Regions from separate parts of the Mus musculus genome. Here all the other regions are linked to region 1. Evidence: chromatin loops called from intact Hi-C (ENCODE). Cell type or tissue: left cerebral cortex. All regions are shown on one strand. Region 1 overlaps Tsc22d1 (TSC22 domain family, member 1). Region 2 holds the start of LOC115485926 (a long non-coding RNA gene). Region 3 holds the start of Serp2 (stress-associated endoplasmic reticulum protein family member 2).

Region 1 (8,000 bases):
TATTAATGGCGTCATATAGAAACACGTGTGTATCAACATTTGATATGCTTTATTGAAAGGTGACAAGTAGAACAGGTAAATACAGTGGGGACTGTGTGGGGGACATGCGCAGAACGACTATACAGGTGAGGTGCAGAAACCCCTACTGGGAAATCCACTTCCTTAGCAACTGACCACTTCTCCAGGTATCACCAGCTTAACTGACATCGGTCACGGGGAGTTTACTTCGCAAGACTTCAGCAGCTAGATTCCGGGATTACACAGAGTGACTAACTGGGCCAAATTCTTAAAATTTCTTCAGGTGTGGTTTTTGTCACAAAGCAGTTTTTAAGTAGATCTCTCTAGGAAGGACAAGCCACACCTTTTCAGACAGCCAATGAAACATCTACATTTCAATGTGTAGAAGCTAAACAGTAGTTACGGACAGTCCTCTATGGTACAAATTCGTTACACTACATACACAAATATACAACAAGCAAAACAACCTTCATAATAAGATAGCCTAGGTCCCAGCTACCTGTCACCGTTGTGTCACTAACAGTTTTGTGTCTTCTGATGGTTCAGAAAAGAGGGACAGTACTATCGTGTTTTATAAGCTTTGGTGACAGTTGTCGGTTTTGTATAAGGACTGCATCATCCCTCCCCCCGCCCCCCATTGCAGTCTTGTTTCTGGCCTCTCCGAGTTCTTTGAAGGGAAGGAGAAGAGAGCGCAGAATCCAGGAGCAGCCCACTTTCCGAACCCCACGCAGGCGAGCCCCACGAAGGCGAGCCGCCCGAGCTCTCAGAAGCAGGGTGGGCGGCTGGGGAGGGTTGAAAAGGCACAGAGCTCCTCGGGGTCAATTAAACCATTCCTCAGACATCTGCCACGTTGCACAGGGCACATCCCTGCTCACTCTCTGATTAACCTTTAATTCACTCAACTAGTACATTTCTTCAAGCCAAAAGCTTATGAGTGCTTAATACTGGGGAGAAAGCGAGAACAGCGTGTGAGTCTCACGTCTCTTTCGTAGACAGCAATGAAATGGGTGACTGTGGAGGCGGCTTCTCTCTAGCACATCTCTTCGGTCTGTTCAGTTCAGACAGCAGCAGCAGCAGCCAGTTCTGTTGGGGCCTAGGAGGCTATGCGGTTGATCCTGAGCCCTGGGATGCTGGCTGTGCAGGGGGCTGTGTGGTCCCCTGTGGCTGCGTGGTGGCCGGAGGGGAGCCAGTCTGCAGCTGGGCCTGAAACTGGGCGAGCTGCTCCGGACTGGCCAGCGTCTTCAGCAGATTGTTCTCCTGCTCCAGCTGGGAGTTTTTCTCTATTAGTTCTTTGATCTGCTCCTTCAGAACTTCCACTTCCTCCCTCACCGCATACATCAAATGGCTTTTCACCAGATCCTGAAAACAGGAGGCAAAGAAAGGCTTTAGCTTACTAGGTCCTGGACTCTCCCTAACCAATTATTTATTCTATCTCCAAAGAGCATTTAAAGCACACTTGTGGAAATCTGCGCATAATCACAACCGCGCAATACTCAAGTTTAATGTATACGTGATCAAGCTTTCCAAAAGTCTCCAGACTTTCTCTGCAGACATTAATGACGTCTACAGTCCAGTTTCCAATTCAAGATGGCAAACCGCACCACACAGGGGCTCAGGCCCTGTGTTCGCTCTCCTCCAGGCCCGAGGCCCAGTGGCCGCTTCCCCGCCCCCAGGCCCTCCCGGCGCAGGGAGCGTCCCCTCCCATCTCCTCCCTCCCTTGGCACCGGCTGCAGCCAGTTCCTACAGAGCGTGTTGCCGCATTTTCTTCCCTCCACCTCTACTCCCCCCAGCCCCCCCTTGATTAAGCTGACATCACAGAAACCTGGGCAGACGTCGTAGCCAATGGGAGCCCGAGTTATTTATAGCTCTGAATTAAAGGTTCAGAGTTTGCCTAGCAACAGTGGGCAGAGAATCCCGTGAGAAGAGCCACAGGCGCTGCTCCAATAACAAAGAACGACCAAGGCGGAAATAAAAAATCGGAGAAATCCAGGCGCAGGCCGAGAAAGACAAAACTTTTCTCCCATTCCCCTCCTTTGTGCGGCCGCAGCACCACTGGAGAGGGTCTGGTGGGGTCTAGGGACCCCTTCTCCAGCTGCCCTCAGTGGAGGGGGACACCCTCCCTTCCAGCTCCCCAGTAAAATCTCAGGGTTCCCAGTAAAGCCACACTGCTGAAGGTGCTCCCAAGACCAGCAACGAGGAGGCTGGGCCACTGCCTTATCCCGACACGGAGTGAATGGGTCCAGAGCAGGGCCGCTCACAACCTGGGGCCCTTCTCCTTCCCTGGCAGTCGTGTGGGGATGTGGCTTCTCTCCACGCTGGCAGGGGAGAGAGAACGAGCTAGCGCTGGCATTTCTGACTGTATGAAGAGCAATCAGCACCGTCTGGATTTAGCTAAGGGATGCACTAGTCGTTTCCAAGACATGTCGGTTTTTGTGCAGCGCCCACATTGAGTACAAGTAATTTTAAATCAGTACATACCATAGCTTGCTCTATTTTGTTGTCGATAGCTACCACACTTGCACCAGAGCTGGAAGAGAGAATAAAAAAAGAGAGATCATCGATAAATGGAATTGATCTTTAACATCCAGGATAAGGACAGATCTCTGAATTCGAATGACGTTACTAGCATCCTATTTTGAGTATTCTTAAACGCTCCAAAATGCATCAGACTCCAGAAAATACCAGCCATACTCTATCCAGGCATTTCCCTATTTTAAGGAGCCACAAAGGACTAAATTACATAATGGAAGAAAGCCTGTTCTCGAGCCAGATCTACGAAAATAAGGATCTTCTGGCCATTTCAAAAAGCAACATCTATGTCACAGTAACCCTAGGCATGGACAAAGGAATTCGCATGGCTATCCTGTACCTGTAATACCGCAAGTCAATTTTACTCCGAGTCAATTTAAACCAACTATCCCAGCTGACATTTACCTATTGTCAAGTCTCACGGAAGCGTTTTCGGTTCCCAGCAAAGACGACAAGAAAGAAATGGAAAAATGTCTCAGTTGGTAAACTCCTAGATCCATCGCCACTGGTCTACACCATTGGGATTTCATGCAATTGCAGCCAAATTAAAAAAACAGCCCCGTGGAAAAAAAAGAGAGAGGGCGGGAGGGAGCAAGCTCCAGCAGCCTGGTTCAAACTAGATAAAACCGCCTAGCTGTCTGCAGCTCAGGGCGTGAGAACGGTGGTGCTGGCTCGAGTGACCCGGCGCGTCTGCAGCAGCTCGGTCCTACTCGGCTGCCGGCTCCACTCCTCTAGAGGAGGCCGCCCGGCCCCAGCGCCACATATAGGCGGGGAGGCGCCGCGCCGATTGGCCGCGCCATAGGCCCGCCCCGCGCTCCCGGGCTGCAGTCCCTCCCGGTGCCCGCGGCGCCGGCGGAGCGGGGAGGGGAGGAGAGGGAGGGGGTTGGGCGCCACCTCCTCCAAGGCTCGCTCGCGTCAGGGTTCCCGAAAGCTCCCGGTGCCCGCACGCTTACGTCTAAGGGAGTAAGACCCCGTCTCCAAAGCAGTCCCTGCGGCGGCGCTCAACCCTGCCCGCAAGCTTGCTCTTTGCAACCAGACCCAGCCGAGCTACTGGGCATGCCCAGTCCCACCACTAAGACTCAGGAACGCCGGCGTCTCGATTTCAATTATTGGGTTCTTACAAGAAGCACTAACGGGAGGCTACAGAGGCTGTGTTCTGTGCAAGGATAATAATCCTGCTGCAGGAATTCCTTTTTCATGCTAATGAAATTCATAGGAATATTACATTTGCCTTTTTGGTGGGAGATAGCTCCACATAAAGCTTATCAGTTATGTACAAAAAAACCAATATTGTATTTTTCTTTGGTAGGCAAATAAACGAGTCAAAGGAATCTACAAGATGAAATGCAGGGAACCTTCCCCAAACGGCCCCGGAGTTGTAAGCCTTAAAATCTCATTACCCTAACTGCATCAGTAATTATGTCTTCTTCCATTTATTGCTAGAAAAAAAAATCAATCTACAGGTCCAATCCCAAACAGATCTATTTTCTGCTAGTCCCTAGGGCCAAGGGTTCTTGAAGTGAGATCGCAATTCCGCCAAGACGCAATGCTCCGTCTTCTTAAATCGGAGAGATTGATACGTCAAGGACGTTTTCCAAAAAGCATGCAATTCCTTAATATGTAGCCTTTGCTCATTTGCAGTGTGGCCTGAACCAGTAAAAATGTGGAGAGAATCTAATGGTGGTTAAAAATAGTTCACCAGTCAAGAGATGCTGAAGGCGCTCTTCACCTAACAGTCACAGCGAGCAGATTAATGCCATCAAATCATGGTCCTTAGATAAGAGTTAACCCGGAGCAAAATCAACTCTAATAATTTAAATATCTGTGAAGATGCATCAATGAGGATTAACATACTATAAAACTAAGGGCAGACGTCTGATTACAGGTTATATACAGTCGGCAGTATGGTCGAGGAAAATTTAACCTCTGCAATACTACCCTCTAGTGGCAAAAGACTACAATAACAAAATAAGTACCAACAGTTTGGGACCTCTCCATAGGCAAGTGGTACTCAAATAATTCCAAAATAAAATCTGACTATGATACATAAATACACACTCTTACACTCACGTGAAGAGTGAACCCCTCCTCTATCAAGATGAGGCTTCCCCCTCAAGGAATAAACTTTCCTAAACTGCGGTCAGAGTCTCTTAGACAATCTCTGAAGTTTACCCAAGGCTGGAGGGGGCATATGGTTTCAGAAACTGCATTAATTCAGTTAAACGCCAAATATATTGAATACAGCACAAGAAGAGGAGAGTAATTCTCTTCTGTGTTGAAAAATGGGCGTCGTTACAAAACAATATTCTTTTTATTGTGTTTCGTGTTAGGCTTTGCTTCTGAACAAAAGTGTTAGTGTATTTGTAGTTTATGATGTGTGCTGTTTGAAGGCACCGCTCTCAGTAATGGGAAACAAAGGCGGACTGGGCAATCCTAGTGACTCGTGAAATAGGATGGAGCTCCTATGTCCACGAGTGCTAAGTGGGATTATTAGTTTCTATAATCTTAGAGTTAACATTCTAACTATCAATCTGTATCTTTTTAAATATTTTAGCTGAACACCAATTCCAGAGCAAAGACTATCACAGAAAGGTACACTGTAAATGTAAAAGAGCTAAACACAGAAATAAAGGCCGCTCAGGACATATGGAGAAATGGGGTTAAGAGTCCCAGCTGCAATGTAGAAGGATTACATGATTTTATTCTTCATGTTGTTCTTGAACATAAATAAAAGAGCTAAGTCGGTTCTGTTTCCTACCATTTTTAACTGCATGACTACCCACAGTATTAGCAACAGAAGCAAATATGAACAACCACCAATCTGTCTAATCCACTCCCCTACTGGAGAACTGGCTGGAAACAATGGAGGCTTTTCATCTCTTACACAAATGTGCTGAATTCCCTTAAAAACTTTTTATATGAACGGAAGAATAAATAATCTAAACCAAAGGCAATGGAAACAGAGGAAATCTTCGCGGGCTCTAACCACGGGGTCAGCACGTCCGAGGATGCCCCTTGAAGGTTCTCCTGTTTACCAGATAAGTATCCAGGAGTCTAAATCTAGTCTAAGTATCCATGTCTGAGACCCCAAGAGGTTGGCTGAGGTTTTAAAGAAATGCAACAGCCCTTCCCGAGAGACTCCCGAAGGTGTGGGCCATACAAGTCAGCCTCACCAAGTCTATACATACAGGGAAAGGTATAGACATTTGAAATTTGCTGTTGTGGTCCGCATGAGTGTTTGAATGGATTCTACTTCAATCACCTCTGACTCTTGGTATCAAATGTGGGGAATGAGGAGGAGAACCGAAAAGGTCTGTGAGGGGCTAAGGTGACTGGAGCACAGGAAGGGTCTGTGAGGGTCTGCCTGACGCAGAGACCCGCACACCTACAACAACCTCTTTTCCCATGGAGACACCTTGTGAAGCTATAGGAACTGCCAAGGAAGCAGGCAAGGGATGCATCTTGTAAAATTGCTCGTCTAGGTCCCACCCCACCCCACCCCACCCTTGCCCCCAATCACCTCACTTTCCCAGGTACCTAGGAAGCAGAAGTAGAATACCAAGTTTAACAAAACCACAGATTTTATGGCCAAAGAAAATGTGGTGAGCACAGAGTCAGAACTGGAGATGGGAACAGAAACAAAAATCCTACTTAGCCATTAAACATAAAAATCTTAGCCAGGTGTGGTGGCGCACGCCTTTAATCCCAGCACTCGGGAGGCAGAGGCAGGTGGATTTCTGAGTTCGAGGCCAGCCTGGTCTACAAAGTGAGTTCCAGGACAGCCAGAGCTATACAGAGAAACCCTGCCTCGAAAAACAAAAAACAAAAACAAAAAAATCTTATCATGGCTACAACACGGATGGAACCAGAGTCCAGTCAGTCAAAAACAAATTCCACATGATCTCACTCTAAAGAAGTAGATCTCATTGAGGTAGAGGGCAGAACAGTGGTTACCAAGGTGACCGAGGACGATGGATGAAGAAGGGGTGGCTGAAGGGACGCTACTCAAAGGCTACACAATCTCAGATAGGAAGCATAAGCCAAGAGACCCGCTGACTAGCACAGCAGCCTCAGTGAGTGATCACTGAGAGCATCCGCTCTTCTCCTGACAACTCAGGGCATGGCAAGTCGTGCATTTGTTAGCAAGCCATATTAAACTAGCCCACGTACATTTCTATGAACACAGAAATAAATAAAAGCAGTTAAAAATCACTGTGGACAATTTTACCTGTCAATTTAAAGCAGTATTTCAATATATAGAAATACATTAAAAATTCACAGATGAACCATGAATAATGCTTTAGTGATATAATAGTTCCTCTGCATACCATCGGGGAGAAATGAATGCCATCAAAAGATGAACAACTGCTACATGCAGCCTTCCTTTGGGTTAGAAGATAACACTGAAAAGTCTTCTCCAAGGGAGAACAAAAGGAAGGGAGAGTGCAAAGGAGACAGACAGGAGAAACGACTATCTAGAGAGTAATGTGCAAACAGGATGTGATCCAAAGACACCACTCGGGGAGAAGGAAGTTACCAGACAATCACCTAAAGCAGGAGTCTCCAGGTGAATGCGATGACCAAACACCTAAACCAAACCCAAACCCAAACAAACCATCAAAGCTCGCGGTCGCCACACAACACAAGAACACAGGGATAGAGAGGAATCTCACAGATAGAAAAGGCAAGTTACCAACACAACAGTAACAGCAGAGAAAACGGTTTTCCTACCGCTGCCAGAAGACCGTAGAGACAAAGGTCTTAAGGTTCTGAGAGGAAAGGGCTGCACTGACCAGAGTTGTCACTTGGCCAAATTCTCTCTCTGGTGCAAAACTAGAAGAATAACATGTTTAGATATTTTGTACAATATACTGGAGACCGAAATCAAGAAAAGCAGTGGTCAGGGGAGACCACAGCCAGAGCCAGAGATCAGAAAGGGGGCTGAAAGGCCAGAAGGCTGTGACCTCAGGAGAGGCTGCCTGGTAGGCTCACGCAGCAGCTGGTGCCTGGGCGGCCTGATGGTGGAGGGAGACTGCAGGAGCAGCAGAGCAGAGAGAATAACAAGGCCTGCAGGGCCTGGGCAGCTGCTGCTATGGAGGTACTCAGTCCTCCCGGAGAGGAATCAGTCAACAAACGCAAAGAGAGCACACACCTCCCCCAGTCTACATGGCCATCATTTTAGAGATTAAAAAAAAAAACAAAATCAAAACCATGAATTTACTGAGAAGGTGGTAGGAAGAATTTTGTAGTGTGCGATAGCTCCGAGGAGCTAAACCGCATCTACAGTGATCACAGCTTAATCATTATTCTCAAGATTGAAAAGTAAAAGAAGAGAAAAAAGGAATGTCATGGAGAAATACGGAGATAAAAAAAAATAAACATTAAGAAGTAGCTGCCCTTGAGAAATAGATAAGGGGCAGAAAGGGGGAAATGCTAAGTGTTTTGAGTATGTA
Region 2 (8,000 bases), 240 kb before region 1:
AGCTGTCGTGAGTGCACAAGGCCAACAGTCACGTCTTGTCTGGAAGCCAGCGTCGAAGCTCTCCTCCCTCCCTCCAGCCCCTATAGCCCCCCCCCCCATCTCCCATCTCATGACAGTTCCTGAGCAGTGGCAACAGCAGGGAGAGTTGATATAGATGTTTATGGCTCAGCATTCAACCTCTCATTCTCACCACTTTGACCCATTATGCAACTCTCTGTTGGCTACTGCTCCCTACAAAACCAAACTTCTCTGACCAAGATTGGGACCGGTCCAGGTTTGTGGGTATAAACATAAAGATATAGAAGGTGATTTGACAGCATGAACATTCAGCGACATAACAATAGCAAGTTCTACCCTAGGGCCTGTGACCTCCTCAGCCGTGGGCTTTTGACCAGGAAGGACTACAGGAACAGGCAAGAAATTCATTCCTGTGGAGCAGCCTCAATTCAACCAGAAAGCAATTCGATAACCCATAACACTCGTGGTACTGTTGCACCCGTGAGTGCATCCTGCCTGGTAGGTCAGGAATACAGCATTCAAGGAAGGCACTGGGTCAAACCACTAAGCCCTTTTCTCCCTTAGGGAGGCACAGATAAGGGCTAGTGAATGTCACAGAATCAGAATGGTGACCCATGAACATGGCAAGGACAAGGACAACAGGAGCACTTCAGGAATGGCACCACACATCAAAAGAATAGACATGTGCCAGTCAAAGTGCTGGATATTAGGACCAAGTGTCTCTGCTCGTGCAGGTCCCTGCACCAAATGCTCTGCATGTCATAAGTCAATCTTTATAACAGCTCTGCCATTTGCCTCTGACAATCTGTGGCTTGTGGATGAGGATGGTAAAGCCCTGCAAGATGCTCTAAATGGCAGTTAGAGCCCAAGAGTCACATCTTCCCTAACACTCAAGCCTGCTCTCTTCTGCGATTCACCATAACGGCCCCATGCTGTAGACACAAGCAGGGGTTATTGATCATGGTGAGAAGGTAAAATAGACTTTGAGGAAACTAAACACAATGTATTTCTGAGTGTGGTCTCAATTCTTTCACATTATTTCTTTTTAATTGTCTTCACAAAGATCCAAGACAACCTATCATGCAGACCCTGCTAGCAGAAACCCACTAAGTATGGAACATAACTGGTTTACTGCTAAAGTTTCTGACGCTCACAGGGTGTCACAAGAATGTTCTCCTTGGGGAGGACGAGGCCATGTCAAACCCTCTCTCTAAGATCGCAGTGACAAGCCAGAGTCCAATTACACCAAGGTTTCCCTAGTCCCTCGAGCCTAGGCCAGTGGCTATCAACCTTCCTAATGCTGAGGCTCTTTAATACAGTTCCTCATGTGCTAGTGACCCCCTAATATAAAATTATTTTGTTGCTACTTCAAAACTGGTTTTGTTTTGCAACTGTTTCAAATAGTAATGTGAATATCTCGTATGTGACTCCTTTGAAAGAATTGTTTAACACCCACCCCGAACCCAACCCACACACATACACACTAGGGGTCAAGACACACAGGTTGAGAACCACGGCTCTAGGCCCTCTGTGGTTCCCTAGGACAGTACAATTAGGGAATAACTTACATTTAACTAGTTAGGAGGAATAACTGGATGCTCAGGTGAAGGTCCCCAACCCTCGTTCTATGAGGGATCCTCAACAATCAACAAAACTAATTGTGATGATCTTCTACAAGCAGACACAAACTGTCCTTATCAAGGTGCCAGGTGTTCTGCTTGTAGTACTATACAACACACGGGGTGGCTCTTTATGAAGAGCACAGCCCCTTTCATTAAGGGAGGTCAGATAAGATCTACTCCTTCCCACTTTCCAGCAGCTAAGAAGGAGTGGTCTGCTTACAGATGAGTTACTGTCCAATGGGAGACAAGACAGAGTAACTTTCAGAATAAGTAATGGGCAGACAGGAAGGGGCACATTTGGTTGCAGTACCATTTGGACGCTTAAGGTAGTTGCCATCGTTGGTACAAATTGGAAAGGTCAGTAGGGACAATTGGGATGACTCCAGAAGGAACCAAGAACTTGATGATAAATAGTGTGTCCAAGAGAAGGAGTCTCCATCGATAGCCATGGTGCAAGACAGTGTTCAGTGTCCTTTGACCCAGCCACTGAATATGAACACATAGGCAGTGGAGCCAAGGTGGCTGTGAGGGTCTAAAGCTCCCACCCAGGCTCCACCCTAACCATGGAGTCTTCGTCTTTCACATCTGTGACTTAGACTTGGTGTTTTCTTTGTTAGGGAGTAGTCAGAGCAGGTTATTACGTCAGAAAGGAAGAGATGACTCAAGACCCGTATGCCTGCAGCCCCAGGGGATAAAGAATTTCTGCATGCCTGACCCTGCCTCCGTCCCCAGCTCATCCCTGCTGTTGTAGGGCCTCTGACTCATCATAGGACCAAAGACCTAACCCTGACACCTCAGTCCTCACACTTCAGACCTGAGGAATTTTTAGCCCCAGACTTCACAGTACCCATTCCCAGCTCTGTCTCTCTGCACATTCCGAAGTCCCCACTCCCTCCAATCTGTACCAGTAGAGGGTCCATTCTATCCTCTGCAGTCTGCTCTGAGTGACTCTTTTTGTTAATGACACAAGCCTGTCATTCCTCTGTTTCTTAACTCCCAAAGCACTGTTCTAACTGGAGATCCTCTAAACATCAAGATCTAGAGTGGTTTGGGCTCCTGGTTTCAGAGGTGTCAGTACATCACCGGTAAAGAGCTTGGGTCTGGCAGAGTAGTTCACTACCTGGTGGTCAGGAAGCACAAAAAGAGGATGCCCTCCCTGTACTGGTCCTTTATGGTCACTCATTTAGAGAGGATCTTCCCCCTTATTTAATCCTCCTTGTAAATGCCTCCATAGACACACTGAGGTGTACTTGACTAATATCCCAGGGTCACCTAAATCCAATCAGCTTGACACCAAAATGAATCACTAACCTCTGTGTCCACTGATCCTAGGCTAGGGCCTGGCCTCCAGGAGACATCACCAACTGAAGTCTCCTTAGGACCCTCTAGGCTTCTTAAATCTATTGGGCACACACAGTGATGGCTGGACTTCCAGGTAGTGCTTCTGTTGTTCTCAAGCATGTTGAATCCGCTCTTTCTCAGACCCTGTGGCACCTGTCCCTGCTGGAGCCCTCTTCCAATCATCCCACAGCTCTGTGCTCCACTGGGACAGGTCCTTCTTCCCTTAACCTCCCTCTGCCAATGTCTTCTAATGGAGTTTCTTGCCTGATACATGTTATTCTCTGTATGTTGTTTATCTTGTTCACCTTGTGTCATCCTCCCAGGAGACTATGAGCCCAGGGAGATCGGGACTCTGTCTCAGTCACTGAACAGTATTCGTTTCTGACGTGTTGCTGAGCACTCAAAATACTATTTCCAAACGAGGAAAAGGAAAATAAGAATACGTTAATCAAACCTGTAGTTAGGGATGGTCAGGGTCTTAGCACCAAGTTCTTCCAACATATTCCAGAACTCCAAGCCCTGAATTACTATGATAGCATTGTGAATATCCAGTCACACAGTATCTCCCGTGAGGGAAATACAAACACAAGGAAGCCACAGCTCAGCAGATCATAGCAAAATAGCAATTGATTCCGACCCTCTCCTTTGAGTTAGAAAAACACCATTTCTTCTACATGCTCAATGTTCATTGCAGCTTAGATCTGTTGGGAGTCCAGAAACCTCTTTCACTACATATTCGATATTCAACAAATTAGCAGACTCCACAGCCTAGTGTACGTTGTTCAGTAACAACCCAAATACCATTAGTCAGACTTCCCTTCAGTCGCTGTAGCCAACAACCTGCAGTGACCACAGGATCCCAGTTCTGAGCCTTGGAACCTACTGCACAATCTCTCATTGTCCAAACAGTCTCTGACAGTCTTTTGGAGGTGACACTTAAGAGGACAATATTTGCTGTTCTAGGGTTAAGTTGTGTAAGCTGTCTGAAGTCTTCTGAGTCATGTATTCCCAAGAGAAAGGTGTCTCTTGAGATTAGCTTTCTTATTCCCACACTCCCTTATTTATAACATGTGTGAGGACCTAGCTTAAATTCTAACATCACACACACACACACACACACACACACACACACACACACCACAATCCTTTTCTTCTAAGTATATAACAGAGAGACGGGTTTAACTCTCATTTCTCCAACCTGGCATCTTTCCTTTTTTTTCTTTCTTTCCCAAACAAGAACAGGCCATCCTTGGCAGTCTCCTTACCCAGGGCCTGAGTGGATGCTGCAAGCAGACTGTAGTGCTTGGGAGAGTCACTAGGTGGCATCTAGCAAAGACACTGCAGGAAGCTTTCCCGAGTCCTCCACATTGGCTGCCATCATCTGGTGGGCGGGTTGGAGTTAATCTGCCATCTGTCTTTATTTTGCTAACTTGCTCAGTCGGACACCACACAATTGGGTTGTGCAAATGTGGCTCTCCAGTAGAGCAATTACAGAGGCTCTTTCCTAAACAGTATCGCCACCACCCAGCATTCTTCTTGCCTCTGGTGGCGCCTGAAGCATTCGGGCTCCCTTTGACTGGCTCCACTTATAGGCCTTGTTTGTTATCTTCGATGTATATGAAAAAATGGTCTGAATTCGAAGACACAACAAGGCATGGCTTTGCTTTCCAAGTTGAGCTCCTGCCAATTGACATGTTCCCATTCCATAGAAACCGCACGCTGCAGGGCTCTTCCAGAGCAGCCCACAGAGACTCCGCTGCCCGGGGTGTGAGGACATCCGATGTGTGTGTGTGTGTGTGTGTGTGTGTGTGCGCGCGCGCGCGCGCGCGCGCTGCTTAATGCCCAAGGGAGAGGTAGAAGGAACAAGTAGAGAGGCATGTGGCCAAAAAAGAAGCAAAAGGGCAAGGGAGGAGTGGGGTGTGAAGTGATATTTGCATGACCCGCCTACCTTGGCTGTGATTGGATAACCTCAGTGGCTAGGAATGATTTGCTATCTTCTATCGTCTGTTCCTTGACTCGTGCATGCATTCCCTTACTTGCTGTGTACAAAAGACCTACTACTCTCTTGTATGACGTGCTCTAGGTTCAGGGAAGGAGCTCACAGCAGTCTCTGCTCTTAGAGATGGTGATAGGGAAGATGGGGGCCGGGGCTGGGGGTTGACATATTTACCAAACAAACAGAACATGGTGTCTCTAGGAAAAGAGACACATAAGATGCCAGTTAAGCAAGGATGATACTTTCCCTTAGCTTGGGAGTCCACAAAGGCTATCAGAGGTTGATGACAATGAAGGGGATTTTACAGTAGGATTTTTGGTTTAACTGTAATGGGTTAAATATTCTGCCCTGTAGTTAGCAGATGCCAAAGTGGGGTGTGATGATTCACCAGTTTAAATAGCAAGAAGTGAAGAGTTAGGCCCAGACCCTGATTAAAACAAAGAAAAGCAAATCTCTCATCAATCCATAAACTAAAGCTTTTCCTCCCTCTTTGCTTTGTTGGCTCTTTCAACCTTTCTTCCTCTCCTCCTGCTCCTCCTGCAATCACAGGCTTTTGCTTTTATTACTCCTACCAAAATTATTTTGAAATCACCTAGCATCTGTAAGCACATTCCGTGCAAAGCCCCACAGTGTCTGCTGGTCAGCCGAAAGTGTACAGGGCATTCCTGTGCCAGGTTACATTGTTGGCTGGGTTGGGGTATTTTCTTCAGACTCCATTTGCCATCGCAACTTTTGAGTTTGGAGAATTCACAAGTTAGGAAGCACAGAAGAGGCACAAAAAGAAAACAGGAATTGTCTTCTATGTCTGTCTCCTCTTCCAGGCTGTTCATCTTTCAAGTGGGCAAACCTCTCTTCATGGCTTGCTTACAAAGCATAGAGAGCTGCTGTCTCGAAATCAAAGGCTGGCCTGGGCACCACATGTATACGACTGTATGTTAGTAACATTTCAGGCAAGGGGATAGATGAATCATGTAGGGCTTTTCTGTGTTCTTGATACACACCTATGCAATTGTAAATGGCCTGGTCTCACAGGTCTTTACTCTAAAACTTGCATAAAAAGGCATGGTGGCGCATGCCTTTAATCCGAGCACTTGGGAGGCAGAGGCAGGTGGGTTTCTGAGTTCGAGGCCAGCCTGGTCTACAGAGTGATTTCCAGGACAGTCAGGGGCTACACAGAGAAACCCTGTCTCAAAACACACACACACACACACACACACCAATATCCAGTATATATCCAAATACTATAAATATTTGAACTCAGAGTCGTTTTAAGGTCATCTTTGAAGTGAATTGTACCACCAGGAAATGTTAGGACCAATCCTAGCTATAGTTTTGCCTTCTTTATGCCTTGCCAAGTTCCTTCCTGAGGCTGACTCTGTGGGTGGGCAAGAGTGGGGTTCTCCTGAGTGAATCTGGGACCCACCAGTTAGGGCACAAAGCATTTAGAAGGCATGATGGTTTGAGCATGGAAGCATCTGCGCCCTCCCGCCTCTCTAGGATCCACTCTCCTCATGGGAGTGCTAACTTTCAGATGGCCCATGGAGATGTCATGAGAAAAAAAAAAAATAAATGGCCTGAGCTTTGGCAGACATGAGGGTCCCAGGCCTTGCCCAGCAGCCACCAGTGTCACCTTGGGCACCTCTGAGGCGGATGTTTGGTTGTCACCTTTCTCCCATTAGGTGAGCTTTGGTTACATTTGATTGAACTTACCAAACCATTCTTGTCTTTCCTTCCTCCATATGTGTGACCTGAACCCTCTTGTCTGCCCCTGTCACCCCATGGGACTCTCACCAGCCTCTGAGTGAACACTTGGCTCTCTTCCCTCACTCATCAACCATGTCTGAAACATCAGGTCCTCGGGGACCCTGACTTCTCTTTCCCCTTATGTTTTTCGAAATATGCCCTCATTTCCTGGTGTAGGCTATGAATGATCCACAGAAGACAGAGCTGGAGCCAGGGAGATGTGTGCCTGACTGTGTGTGTACTGGCCTCTTGAGTTATAGGTACGATTCTCAGTTCAACTCTATAAGAACCCTGCATGGAGGTGTGTCATTATGCTCCATCAAACCATTTCATCTGGATTTCTGCCTCTCGTAGAATCCAGTTCGATTACTGTTTCCTTTATGGCACCCCTTTGAACTTCCCAAGTGACCTTAAAGTCTGAATGCCATGTCTCTCGCACCATCCATCCTTCCACCCACCCACAACACATTACACAGCCTCTTTTCCTACCCCTAAGCCTTCCCTAAGTTGTCTTGGGGATACTGGAAGATGAGAATAGGTCCTCTTTGTTGGTTTCCTAATCTCCCGTGACTCGATGCATAAGCAGCTGCTGAACAAATCTCTACTCTACAATACCCAGTCTTTATCAGCTTACTGCAATTCTCAAGATAACTCTAAGAGATCGGCCAGTTAATAGCCAATGAAAAGAACAGGGTGTTAGGGAGTTAAATGTATTTCCACGAAGCACACAGAGAGTGTTGGAACGTGAACTCATGCAGGTTTAGGTTATGTGGTCACTGTCTGGTGTCCTACAGCTGATAGGGAATGGAATTTAGCACAGACACTTGCACAACCCAATGCTAGATAAAGACCTTCAGACTTATGAATGAAAGAATGGAAAAACAACAACAATGAAAACAAGCAAGTCTCTTCCCCCCAGTTTATGTTCATATCCTTTATTGTCATAGATGCTTCTTCAGCCCCTCTAGCCCTAATCTCATGCTGACTACCCACAACACTTCAGTAGTGCTTCGGTCCATGATCTTCTTCTTTTTCTCCCACTCCTTATCAAAGGTCTCTCAAAATTAAATCTCAAGCCAACCAGGCCTACTCTGGGCTTCTGGATCACACAGTTCGGTAACTGTTAAGTGCTCAAGCCCATCAGGAAGTCATTCACCCTTATGAGACACAGGTCCCTACAAGCATCTGTTGTGGATAGCCCTGGAGCTAATTATATTTGAGATTAACTCCGTTCTCCTGGGGGGGGGGGGGGGGCTGTGAACAAGGAATGAGTCAGCACT
Region 3 (8,000 bases), 52 kb before region 1:
AGGAGAAACCCCACAGACAGTTGCATTGTTCATTGTTTCTTTCCCAGATGTTGTGACCACCTTCCTCAAACTCCTGCTGCCAGGACAGCCCGCCATGATGAATTATCCTTCAACTGTGAGCCCAGACAAACCCTTCTTTCTAATGTCTTCGGGTATTTGGTTGTAGCAATAAGAGTAACTACAACAAGCAGTTTGCTAGAATGTTTCAGCGAGCTCAGGAAAACACTGAGCATATGTTATAAAGGTTTCACAAAGCAGCAGACTGAAGAGGAACAAAGGTCAGGGTTAAGGGGATCAGGCCAGAGTTTCCACACCTTCTGGGAGCCTACCCACGCTTGGCCACCCAGTGGCTCACTCAATGAAATCTTTTAGGGATTCTATAAAGTCTTTATTATTCTGATGTGGTTGATTGCTTCATTGGCCTGGTAATCAACTCAACTCTTGGCCCTCCTTCCTTCCCTAGAGGTTGAGAACAGGACCAAAAGTCTTGTTTTTCTTGTAGAGTAGGGTCTTCATATACAGCCTAGGCTGGACTTCAACTAGAGATTCCCCTGTGTTGGCCTCCAAAATATAGGAGTCGATAGTCATCACCATCCTCTGCTTCTGTTTGGACTTCTGAAGGGACTCTACAAATAGGCAGGTTGATGACAGATATGTGGGTAGGTACACAGACAGACAGACAGGCAGGCAGGCAGTAGAAAATGTGGGAGTGGAGGACTTTTCACTGGACTTTTTACTGTGGACAGGTCCTCAATTTAATAAAAACTAATTCAAAATGTCATAAAGTAGAAATTAAAGGAGTAAGATTGTTCCCTAACACACAGAAAACAACGAACAAGAAATAATAATCTTTCCTCAATACGGTTGGCTGCCTCTGTGGAGCGAGGAACACCCTGCTTCCAGTCCAGAAGTGGAAACTACCTATCAGCCTCACTTCTCTGAATGTCCCCTAGAGCCTGGGCTCTGGTCAGCTTCGGTGAGAATTTACCCTGCTTCTGCCCAGTTACTGAAATAAGTGAGGGACAGGCAGAAGCACCTGTGGGTCTTATACAATAGCCCCCCCTGCTCAGGAAACACTTCCCCTACTTAAACGCCAGTGGTGGTCTGTCGTTGGTCCTCTGAGGCGGCGACACGAACGACACAGACACCAAGTTGGGTTCAAGCAGCAACTTTACTCAGGCTTTTTCTTTTACAGCTCTCTTCCCCAGCAGCTTCTTCTTAGGGCAAGGGCTAAAACAACTCCTATTACAACAGCTTCTCTTCTAGTACTTCTACTCACGGCAAGGGCTAAAACTCCTCTCTTCACTATTTGCACAGACTCACCTCCTTCTAGCTCCACCCCACCTCATCCAATCAGAATTCACACACGCTCCAGGCACGAGCTCAGGTCGTTCACAGATAGGCTGACAGGTCCTGACCACAAGGAACAGTCCAGCCTGGCAGGCAGCCCACGCATGCAGCCTCACTGTGCATGCTCTGGCAAGGCAGTAAACAAGTGGGTTTCACGGGTCCTGCAGCCGCACCGCTCCCCACAGTGGTCCTTAAAATCAGGGACCAGAATAGGTCAGACTTAAGTGGTCCTGTGATGTTGGTGGCTGCTCATACTGTTAATGAAGCCAGTAGCTGCTCATTCAAGTGAAGAGATTTCTAACCAGTTGATAGAAGGGTATATTGGCTGGTTTTGTCTAACTTGACCCAAGCTGGAGTCTTCAGAGTGGAAGGAGCCTCCGTTGAGAAATGAGACTATGAGCTCCAGCTGTAAGGCATATTCTTAATTACAGATTGAAGGGGAGGCCCCAGCCCATTGTGGGTGGTGCCATCCCTGAGCAGGTGGGCCCAGATTCTATTAGAAAGCAGGTTGAGCAAGCCAGAAAAAGTAAGCCAGTCAGCAGCACCCTCCACAGCCTCTGCATCAGCTCCTGCTTCCAGGTTTCTGCCCTGCTTGAGTTTCATCCCAACAGAAACTCTAAGATAAACCGTATCCTAAAGAGCTCTTCCTAGCTTTCTACCCACATAAGAAATTCTACCCATACCAGAGCCTATTGAAGCATCCTCCAGGCACAGATAGATAGGATCAGAGATGCATCCGACATATCTGGTCTACACAGCTCTCACTCCTTACCCTTGAGTGCTATTTTGTATTGTCCTAACCCTGGACCACCTCTTCCCACTTCTCCAGATGTCCCTCCTGAGCTCCAAGGAGCCATATTTGTTGAGGAAAGATAAGCGGTTCAGCCCCCACTCCTCCCCTAGCTAAATCTCGGGGTCAGCATCTGGATATTCAAATATTGATTTTTGTCCTTTCACTGCAGAGAAACTCCCAATGCTGTCTGGGAGCTCACACTTAGTACCCCATAGAACAGGGATGCCTGAAGGTCCAAGATGCCCCAAGACAGTAGTGGTGGTGGGGCAGTGGGGGATAAGAGTCCAAGCCTGGTCAACACTTTGGTTATGGGCAGTGGCCATCCATTCTTCCTGTACTGTAGGCTCATGAACCCTTTGCCCTCTATGCACTCAGTGGTTTCTGGGGCAATCTGCTAGTGTGATGACCACCACTGCCAAGGTGAGGTCTGGTCCAACTCCACCCTCATCCACATTTTTCAGGGACCAGAAAGAGGCTTCTTGGCTCTTCGTCCCATGTCACAAAGGGTCTCTTTTTGCACAACCCAACTTGCCAAGTGGGGTTTCCTCAGACACCTAAAGGGCAGGTTCTTTTGGGGTGTTTCCCAACAGTACTACCCAAACCTGGCCAGGCTCAGCTCTGAGACTCAGCGCTCGATGCCTAGGGTCTAGCCTTCAGCTTGAAGCACCAGCGCCCCAATCCCTGCCTGTCCCGAGGTGGTCAGGAAACAGTCAGAGGTCACCAGGCTGGGTGCGGCTGCGTCCCCACCCCCCACGCACGCACAAACGCCGGGTCGCCCGAACCCTATGCCCCGCAGCGTTCGATCTCAGGACCCGGACACCCCGGGCCACGGTGCCCTTGGGCTTGGCGCGCGGCGCTGTGTCAGCGCCCGCCTCTCGCTTCCCGCCTCCTGCCTCGGTGGCCGCGCAGGGTAGGTAGCTGGGGGGACCGGAAGGATGGCGAGGAAGTCGGAGAGGGTTTCCTGAGATGAGAGATTACTTCCGTCCGCGCGCTGGCCTCTCTCTGGAGCCGGCTGGCTGGGGCTCCGGGAGCGGGGTGCGCGGGGCTCGGCCGTGCCTTGCCACCTGCAGCGCCCGGGCAAGCCGCGGGGCGCTGCGGCTACGGCTCACCCCGGCCATCGTTGCAGGTGGGAGTCGAGAGCATCCCCAAGCGCCCAAGCCATGGTGGCCAAACAGCGGATCCGGATGGCTAACGAGAAGCACAGCAAAAACATCACCCAGAGGGGAAACGTAGCCAAAACCCTGGTAAGGCGGGGGCGGCGCCGGCCGGGCCGAGCTGGCAGGACCCGCGGGGCGGAGCGGGGCGGGGCGGGCGGGCCGTGGGCTCGGAGCCAGGCCTCCCGGCCCCTCCTCCGGGGTCCCGCAGGCTGGGGGACCCAGCGGGGCTCTGGGGGGCGCAGACTGCTCTGCTTTCTCGTGGGCGGAGAGGGCTCTGGTTGGTGGAGACTCCCCAAGAGAAGGAGCCATCGTCCTTGAAAAAGGCTAAAAGCTGCATCTTAGGGGCCAGTGAAGCCAACTGGGCTGGGAGCCTACTAAGTGAATGAATGAACGAAAGGATGAACGAATGATAGAATGCCACTTATCCACAGCTTCCAGGCTCCGCCCCTGGACTCTCTCCCCACCCCCATGCTAAGATTTTTCTTTCCACCCTTTTTGTGATCGTCTGTCTCTTCTCCCTGTGTGTGTGTGTGTGTGTGTGTGTGTGTGTGTGTGTGTGTACATATATATTATATATATGGTATAAAAGTAGGGCGTGAGATTCCGAGCTACATTTCTCTTCACCCTCCTCTTTCTCTTGCAAACTGAAGCCGCCTCAGCCAAAGCTGAGTGCATCGTTACTGCCTATAATTCACCGTATGGATTCTGGCGCATTATGATGCTGTAACTGTAGCGACCAGCTTAGTGCCCGAGGTTCTTTGCTCCCAGACTGTGTATTAAAGCTTTACCCCTGGAATCTTAAGTAAACTGTGTACCTTAAGTGCAGAGATTTCCTTTAGGAAACCAAGTTATCTGCTCCAGAAAATGTCAGGCCTGTGACTTTGAACCATCCAAGGCTTGTGTGGGTTTGCATCGTTGCGAAGAACTGGTTTGCAAAGGCGCCTGGAATCTATTAGCCCATACGATTATGGGGAAGTCCAGCCGAAGCTTGGGTTTGTCTGGAAACGCAGACTTGATGAGGCAATGCCTTTTAGCAAAGAAATTATGTTGGTTTGATTAACTGAGGGGAAAAGCTGGCTGTGTAGTCATCACACCGGAATTCTTGTTAAACCAAGCAGAATTGTGGCAGAGAAGCCATGGCGTCAAACTACTCAGAGCTTTGTACACAGCCCCAGGCTGAGGTAACCCTTAAAATTCCTTCTTTTGGGGAACTAGAGCATTTAGCTATGATTGGAGGGGACAAAATGCCAAGGCGCCATAGAATGGGAACCATATTTTTCGCAGGAATCTGTTTCCCCTATGAGGTTTTATTACTGGGTCAGGGCAGGGAGCCACTGCCCAAGTTGGCATTAAAGGCAATTATTTTATGCTCAAAGTAGATCATTTCTTCCTTCTCAAGGTGGCAGACCTATTTGCTGACATAGTGGAATAAGCAGCTGTGGCTCTTTCTAATGAACGAAGGAATCTGAGTTCAGATGTAAAATGAAGCCGGGCAGTGGTATTGCACGCCTTTAATCCCAGCACTTTGGAGGCAGAGGCAGGCAGATTTCTGAGTTCGAGGCCAGCCTGGACTACAAAGTGAGTTCCAGTACAGCCAGGGCTACACAGAGAAATCCCATCTCGAAAAAACAAAAAACAAAAGAGATGTAAAATGATCTCAGTTGACAGCTTATGTGAGGGCGAGGGCAAGGACACCAAGAACTAATTTGCAGGGCTATTTTCTCCATCAGCCTCTGTGAACTTGAGAGAATGTTGAGGGCCTAAAACAAAGCAAAAAAAAAAAAAAAATTGTTGGCTTCAAAATAAGAAAAGAAGATGGTAAACCGCCGTGGAGTGGATATAACTCACCATCTGCAATCCAACTCAACATTTCCAGCTACATTTAAATTATATTTAATGTATGGCATAAGTGCACTTGACAGGTTCTGCTATACCATGGATGGCCCTCCTCAGCAGTGCCTGGCGCCTCTGAGGACCTGTAATTGACCAGACTTAATTCTGTAATGAAAGGCTTCAAAACCATGCCCCAATAGATGTTTGTTTTCAGTTGTTTTGAAGGGTCTTTCGGTTAGCCGTATTGTAAGTGTATCGGCATCCAAAAAGAAAATAAAATTTCTCTCTGTAAATCCTGAATCTTGTTGTTTTAATTACAAGTCCAACATGGTTATACTCTGGTAGAAGTTGCTAGGTTATTTCTCTGTCAGTGAAGGGAGCCAATTCAAGTCAGATTAGATTTGATTAAAGGCAGGCTTACTCAGAAGGTGTTCTTGGGCGAGTTCACTGGCCCCACAGAAGGAGGCTACGGAAGTCACCATGGGGTGGTGGGGAGAGGAAGGGTGCACACAGAAGAAAGAGAGGGAAACAGAGAGAGGGGAAACCAAAATGTGTGGATAATATATAGGGAAGAGCCTCTGGGAGAAGGACAGCCCTGGCCCAACCTCTGGGCTGGCAGGGTTGGGGGCAGGTTATGCCAGGTAGGGATTGAAGGATGCTGGGAGACCTGGAGGCCAGGTCTGCTTTGATATGTAAAACATGCTCCTCAGTCCCTTGTCCCCTTCTGAGGCCAAACAGGAGTAACTAATTCTGGATAGACTTAAGTAAATGGGAACAGTTTTGCAAGTTCCAGTTGAAAAACCAAGCTCACTGTCAGCCTCTGTCACTGTATGTGGGCAGATTAGCTAATGGCTTTGGGTAAATGAATGTTTTTCTCCCAGATAGCAGATTGAGACAAGAAACAGAAATGGCAGGGCTGTTTGGGGATTGGACAGTAGAAAATCCTCCACAGTGAAATGGACTTCAGATTGTAGGGTTCTGAGCTGCCCAGCAAGGGTTTTATCAAAGAAAAAGACAGCCCTTCATGTGTTGGGCCCTCATGTCTGAGGTGAGCCTTGCTCTTTACAGAATCGCTGTAGAAAATCTTTTCCTCTGTCTTTTGCAGCAGTATAATGGTGCTTGTGTGACTTGTCCCAGTGGGGTTGTACTGGTACCCTTTCCAGGAAAAATTATGACTCTCTGAAGGGGATGTACTGGTGTTATGATCAGCCGGGTGTTCCAGAGCTCTGAAAGCCCACAACTAATTTCCATTCACTGGGGCATGTCATCCAAAAGGGTTTTGTATTACATACACCGGGCTACAAGACGTCTAATTTGTGTTAAACTGTAGGTATAAAATACAGGACTCCATTTGGCATCCTTAGTAGCCCAGTGATTCATATAGAGATTCGTGGATTCCCTTATTGGCTTTGCTGGGAACAGAGCTGAGGTAAATCTTTTCATAATGTGCTGTGAGTTCCAACAGTGGCAATGGAATTGGTGTCTGGGAAAAACTAGGACAGTAAAGTTCTAGAAGAGAGCAGGCAAGGGCCAATGTCAGACTCTGCTCAAGTGACTTTAAAATCTCTGTTGTTTGCTTGATATGAGTTTAGCCTAATCTTACGTGACACACTAAAGCTATACTGTGAAATTCTTAAAGAAGTGCTGGGTTCTTTTCTGGTCCAAAGCAACGACCTATTATATTATGACTCCCCAGGAAGTATGCTGGTCAAGGCCAAAGAATGAGTGGCTTTAATCTTTAGTCAAAATAGACCTGTGGTTGACACATTGATCTCTACTTCAGTATCTAGTAAGTAAAATACAGAGAAGACCCACTCATTACCGTCAATTACGAAGTCTTACTAAAAGGACAGCTGAGTGTGTCATTCAATTGGTAGACTTGCTTGTACAGCATATAGGTAGCCCTGAACCTCATCCCTAGCACCATGTAAAACTGGGAATGCTGTCGCATGCCAGTAATTCTGTTCGAGGACAACCTGGACTAGAAGAAAGCCTGTGTCAATAAATAAATAAATAAATAAATAAATAAATAAATAAATAAATAAATGGGCAGTAATCTTTGTAGACTCACATTTTACCTGACCTGGACTAGAAGAAAGCCTGTGTCAATCAATCAATCAATCAATCAATCAATCAATCAATGGGCAGTAATCTTTGTAGACTCACATTTTACCTGACCTGTGAAATCACATTTCATGAACCATGCATGCTCATTCTTAAATGAATATTTATTATCTTCTTTAAGTCTGTGACAGACTTTGCTCTGCATTGATACCTCAAAGAAACTCCTTGCCAGTCCTTGTGGGGCCTCCAGTATAGTGGAAAGATAGATATTAAACATGTTCGCTAGGGAGTCAAGAAATCTTAAGTTATAAACAAATCTCAAGAAAATGTACTTGATCATACAAATGACATGCCTGAGGCAAAAGCCTAAGAAGGTAATAGGTGATTCGAGACCTAAAAAATTGTAGCTTGATCTATCAAAAGAAGGAGGAAGAGGAAAAGGGATTCCTATGTTTTTTCAGTACTGGGGACTAAGACCAGGGCCTTGTGTGTGCTAGGCAAGTGCACTACCACTGAGCTATGTAATGAAATATGGCTGTCCTATGTGACCCATGCTGGCCTTGAATTTACTGTGTAATCTCAAATTCACCTCATTGCTGAGATTCTAGGTATGTGCCAACAGCAAATGAAGAATATTATTAAATATAAGATGGCAGTTATCAATAAATACAGCATGTCTTTGTAGCTTTAATACAAAGAACTTTTCTGGGAAGCAAATCGAAGAAGGCTTTTTCAGTTCTGTTCGAAACTTTACTAAAACTTGGCGCAACACGTCGGAAGGTTATATCGTGCACAGCAGCACC

What was found. Hi-C counts contacts between places; a loop is a spot of excess contacts. Peaks named below come from ENCODE experiments on the same cell type or tissue, not always from the same donor. Only the 100,000 strongest peaks of a DNase experiment are listed, where the experiment ranks them.
Region 2: it touches region 1 in a loop (5-fold over the local background); 15 of 42 quality-filtered maps call a loop at or near these places.
Region 3: it touches region 1 in a loop (4-fold over the local background); 10 of 42 quality-filtered maps call a loop at or near these places.

What each region holds. Positions count from the first base shown.
Region 1 is chr14:76,499,794-76,507,793 of GRCm38, reverse strand. It overlaps Tsc22d1 (TSC22 domain family, member 1), which reads right to left. Exons shown (of 3, transcript NM_207652.3): 2 at 2,497-2,545; 3 at 29-1,377. The coding sequence ends at 1,120. Among named protein-coding and RNA genes, the nearest start is that of 4930444M15Rik, 17 kb to the left of the region's middle. In left cerebral cortex, CTCF peaks have their summits at 3,374 and 4,496 (motif pointing left); DNase peaks (open chromatin) are centred at 2,783, 3,409, 4,315, 7,556 and 4 more places; H3K4me3 peaks cover 4,465 bases; H3K27ac peaks cover 4,827 bases.
Region 2 is chr14:76,736,825-76,744,824 of GRCm38, reverse strand. It overlaps LOC115485926 (a long non-coding RNA gene), which reads right to left and starts at 4,982. Exons shown (of 3, transcript XR_383616.1): 1 at 4,247-4,982. In left cerebral cortex, a CTCF peak has its summit at 4,302; DNase peaks (open chromatin) are centred at 4,391 and 4,948; H3K27ac peaks cover 481 bases.
Region 3 is chr14:76,551,818-76,559,817 of GRCm38, reverse strand. It overlaps Serp2 (stress-associated endoplasmic reticulum protein family member 2), which reads left to right and starts at 3,131. Exons shown (of 3, transcript NM_001160326.1): 1 at 3,131-3,387. The coding sequence starts at 3,304. In left cerebral cortex, a CTCF peak has its summit at 3,225; DNase peaks (open chromatin) are centred at 3,151, 3,328, 3,804 and 4,384; H3K4me3 peaks cover 2,343 bases; H3K27ac peaks cover 2,497 bases.